Linked DNA regions of Homo sapiens: region 1 is linked to region 2. A link is a loop called in an ENCODE intact Hi-C map of the cell type or tissue named here. Cell type or tissue: endothelial cell of umbilical vein. All regions are shown on one strand.

Region 1 (2,500 bases), 55 kb after region 2:
TGCCCTTGAGGTTCATCTGTGTAATACCATGTTGTCAAAACTTTCTTCCTTTTGAAGGCTGAATAATTCTTCCTTGTGTGTGTATATCTCATTTTGCTTGTTCATTCATGTCAATTGCAACCCACTCTTGGGTTGCTTCCATCTTTTGACTATTGTGAATAATGCCGCTATGCACATAGGTGCACAGATACCTGTTTGAGCCCCTGATTTCAATTCTTTTGAGTATATACCCACAAATGGAATTGCTGAATCATGTAGGAATTATATTTTTAATTTTTTGAGGCACACCATTCTGTTTTCCACAGTGGCTGCACCATTTTACATTCCCACTAATACTGAAAAAGGGTTAAAATTTCTCCACATCCTCCCCATCACTTGTTTTGTTTTTACAATGGCAGCCATCCTAACAGGTTTGAGGTGGTGTCTCAATGTAGTTTTGATTTGCATTTCCCTTATGATTCATGATGTTGAACATCTTTTTGTCTGCATTTTTCATTCGTTGGAGAGATATAAAATAAAAAGTCCTTTACCAAGTTAAAAAAAAAAGGTCATGTTTACTTCATGGTGCTTTGTATGATTTTCTTTCAATCATCACTGATGATACTTAAAGATAAATTATTATTTGTAGTCTCCAGTATGTTGCTTATACTTTCCAATTTTTAAAACATTTAAAACAGCTAGATTTAATGACCTATCCTAAGTTTTTTTGTTTTTTGTTTTTTTTTTTTAACAGAGCAACTCATTCAATCTATTTACACCAGTTTTTTTCTTCCTCTTGTTAACTTCATAATTTCTTACTGACATTGACCTCTCTCACACAATACTTTTATACTCTACTTTCTTATTTATAATGTTTATGCTGTTATAAAATGTGTCTATTGTCAACGCTTGTAAAACATATTTTATCTACATGTCAAAAAATAACTCTTGCCTATTTCACACAAAGAATATTTTTGTATGGCATTGAAATTAAGTTCTCATATATTCTCAAGCTTGACTAGGGAATTGTTTCTTCCCATTTAACTTCTTGAACTTATAGTATGATGTGAACCTTAATTTACTGAAGTATATATTAAAAATTAGGAAAAACAGCTCTATTACATTCTTACGAATGTTATCAGAAATGTCATCACTGAAACTTCAGGAAAGAAAGTGACAGATGATAAAGGCCTACTGATATAATCCCCACTCACTATTTCCACTCACACCCCTTCTCTCTCTCTTCAGCTCTCCTATTTCCCACACCAATGTGCCCGTCCCCACTAGAAAAAAGGGAAGGCTTTCAGTGAAAGAAATGTAATGTAGCTAGCCATTGAAGGAACCAGGAAGACTCAGCCCTGCACTATCACAAGGAAACAAATGTGAGAAAAGATAAGAAAACTCAATGAGAATGCAATAGGAAGAACCAAAGAAAATTGTCTAAGCAACAGAACAGCACAAGAAAACATACTTAATAGGAGGAAACAGGCACAGTTCTTGAGCAGTGAATCATAAGAATTAGAGGCCATCTAGGTTTCTGATTTTGGAAATAATGTTTTATAGAGTAAAATCTAAAACAGAAAGCAATCATTATAAACAATTTTCTTCCCTCCAAAAACTTTTCACTGGGCACTCTGCGATGCTAATGCCGTAATTACTGCCTCTAACTCTGCACCTCATTCAGAAGTGCTACCGGCAGCACATGCCTTAAGTGAGCCTCAGAGTGTAGTTTTCCTTGCAGCCCTCCACCTCACCCCACAACAGAATAGTCACACTCTGAAGTTCCATAAACACAAGGCTGGGGAAATTGCCTCAGCAAAAAGTGCCTGCTCTCCAACCTACGCTGTCAGTCTAACAAATGGCCATGTTACAGCACCCTCGTTACATTATCCCTCTACCTGTGCTCAAACACTAACCCCTCATACATCCTCAACGATTTTGTTGCAATGAGTATCCTTCTTCTTCATGATTAATTCCTCTTTTCCTCTTTCTTATCTTTGTTTTTCTTTTCTTCTTTTTTTTTTTTGTGTGTGTGACTATTTCTTTTGGAACTGGATCAAGCAAAAAACAACTCCCTCAGTTTTATGATTTCCTATAACATATTCCCATCTGTTTCCGTTCCTCAAAGTTGAGCATCTTGAGCTTTCTACATGCATTGTCCCTTTTTCTTATTCAAATCTCCATGCATTGCCGTCCACCTTCTTCCCCATTACAAAGAAACTACTTTCACGCAAATTTCCAGTGACTGCCTGGATTCAAAGTGCAATGTACATATTTAATCACTCTTCTTTTCCTTCTCTACGACTTCTCTTTTCACTTCTCATGATGTCATTAAAAAATAGCATCTTGGAACACACCCAGCCCTTGATTTCCAAGACACTATTTTCTATTATTTGGGTTTTTTGTTGTTTTTCTACTTAATATTATCTTTGATTTGTTTTTCCCCAACATTCCTTAAAGACAAATGTTTTGCTCTTCTATCCTTAGTTTTTTTTCTGTTAATTATTTACATTCTCTCTGG
Region 2 (2,500 bases):
GTTCTACAGGTCATTTCAAATTCTTTATTTCCTGGCATAAAAACAAAAATAAATATCTGCTGTATTCCTAAGCATTGAATTAAACATCAGAGTGTGTGGGTCAGTTTTTCTTTCTCTGGAGACACTGGTTCTCATGAAGAGTTTCTTCACTCAAAGGGTCCTCCCACTCCCTTTCACATAGAAACTGGGAAGTTCTCCTTTCTGCTTTCGTCTGACCTTCCAAATGTAGATATTATGTATGAAATACAGAAACTGACAGTAAATATGGCTTTCCCTCTTCTTTATCCTATAAAAATGCAGTGTTCTGTTCCACATTAGACGGATTTTCCCTGTCTTCCATCTTTCTTAAATTATCCATCGGCAGCTGTCTGTAGACATTTCTACAGCCCTAGAAAAAGCTAGAGAAGAAAACTCAGCACTCCGCATAACAAAAATACTGTGATTCTTGCTACTACTGATATTTTGCAGATACTGACACCCCAACAAGATAATCATGGGTTCTTCCTGTACCATAGTGTCTTTGTTTCTACACCTCCTCACTGTTGAAATCTGGCTCCCTGATAGCTGTAACATTTACAGAGGTTCACTCTCCTTTCTTCTACCTCTGCCTGCCCAGTTAGTTGTGTTACTTTCTTTGCTGTTTTACACTGCTGGCTTCTTCTATATTATGAAAGCTTGGCACATAGTAGGTGGTAAATAAATATTTGTTTCTCTTCCCTGTATTTGAAAAAATAAGGCAAATATAATCCTCAGTTAATAAATAATGAAATAGATAATTTGAAAATTTATGTCGATGTCACACTGTTACCAAATTATCAAGTTAAGACTAGGAAAATCAGTGTTCATATCAGATTATCAGGCTGCACATCCCAGCAAGAGATAACATAGTAAAATCAGTATAATAAAGCCCTTCAAAGAACCTCCTACTGCCCCTTGATAACCAGGGTTTGGGGAAAGAATCTGGCAAATGAAACAAGCTTCAAGATGAAAACATGGTTTAAAAATAATGGCTTCTGAAAGAAGGAATTGGCAAAAAATCCTATTATACAAAGTCTAATCTACAAAATATAGATCTCATCCTTTTCTGAAAGTCTATTATCTCTTCTGTCCCGTGATGAAAGTAGTCCATGCTTTTATACTCTGCTTCCTGTTTGAATAGTCTGTCTGCAGTAACTGAAATGGAATCCTTTTTTAAAAATTCTTTTCATTCAGCTGATTTGCCAGTCAGCTATCTCAAATAGTGGTCAGGTCTCATTGGCTCCCTGCCTCTTTGCAGCTATGGCCAGTAAGTCCAGGAGACAGAACCAGAAATATGGAACTGAGTGGGAGTCATGACACTGAACTGTGCTCCATGACCTTGGTTTGTTTTTGTGATCTTTGAATATCCGTTTCCTCAAATGGAGTTGGCATAACAACATGAAGAGAGGACCTGAAAACTAACTGGTTCTAAATGGTTCTAAAGAATCAAAAGTTATCAATTAATACATAAAATGACAAGTAGACAATTGCAAAGCATGTGGAAAGAAATTTAAAAGTATAATGAATACAAATGTATGATGAGTCAGGAAAATGTGGAGCATTGTGAGTAATTTCCAGTAAACTATTAGATCAGCTCCGCTTTAATTGTCACAGGTGTTAGGTTATGAGGTGTCCTGGGGGAGAACAATTTATTCTATGGTTTCCAGAACACATTTGATTCATATCCTGTCTCCTATGTTTTACAATGTACCATATTTATCAGGTTACAAGATAAGCATTTTTTTTTCCTAGATGAATTGAGAATGACCCATCTTGCAAGGGTCCTTTTCCCCTAGGAGTTTATGGACAAAATTCAAGGGAACCATAAACTTGAATGCAAAAGAAAATCTTTATTTTTATTAACTGCTGGCTGAAATGTACTTTCTCTTTTCATTATAAATGTGGCCATAAATCACGATATTATTTGTAATATCTGTGAATATGTCACCAGTATAAATCATATGTATAGTCATATCACTTTGTGATTGTTGCAGTAATCTAAAAATAACTTTATTCGTTACCAATATTTCAAAGCTATGACAGTAATTAGACCTGCACAGATCTTGTTAGTTAAATGTGTTTATAAAGAAGGACATGTATTATTGTATCACAAATTTGTTTTTAATATGTGGATAACTGAATTTCCATATAGTCTATTTCCTAAGTAATCTACGTATTTCATTTTGGATTTTTAAAAACACTATTCTGAGAAAATATCCATGAGCTTTACCATACTACCAAAGAGATTCAGGATACACAACACATTGAAGAGCTCAGTTCAGAAGTGCAGTGATTCTCAAAGTTGAGCATGCAACTTTGAGAATGTGTAGCTCCAGAATCTCCTGGAGATCTTGTTAAAACACTAGTTACTGAGTCCACCCCATAGTTACTCATTCAGCTAGTCTGGGGAACCTGAGAACTTGCATTTCAAACAAGTTCCCAGGTGATGCTGATGCTGATGCACCTGGACCAGGGTCAACAC

What was found. Peaks named below come from ENCODE experiments on the same cell type or tissue, not always from the same donor. Only the 100,000 strongest peaks of a DNase experiment are listed, where the experiment ranks them.
Region 1: a loop joins it to region 2, with 7 times the contacts of the local background. A loop is called at or near these places in 2 of 110 quality-filtered maps.

Annotation. Positions count from the first base shown.
Region 1 is chr2:187,263,679-187,266,178 of GRCh38, reverse strand. The region is part of intron 2 of CALCRL-AS1 (CALCRL and TFPI antisense RNA 1); the gene reads right to left. Among named protein-coding and RNA genes, the nearest start is that of CALCRL, 180 kb to the left of the region's middle. RefSeq lists an enhancer at 1,797-2,480. In endothelial cell of umbilical vein, no CTCF peak of the experiment used is centred here; DNase peaks (open chromatin) are centred at 1,278, 1,718 and 1,908; H3K4me3 peaks cover 334 bases; H3K27ac peaks cover 2,500 bases.
Region 2 is chr2:187,318,725-187,321,224 of GRCh38, reverse strand. The region is part of intron 2 of CALCRL-AS1 (CALCRL and TFPI antisense RNA 1); the gene reads right to left. Among named protein-coding and RNA genes, the nearest start is that of CALCRL, 130 kb to the left of the region's middle. In endothelial cell of umbilical vein, no CTCF peak of the experiment used is centred here; a DNase peak (open chromatin) is centred at 1,484; H3K27ac peaks cover 2,500 bases.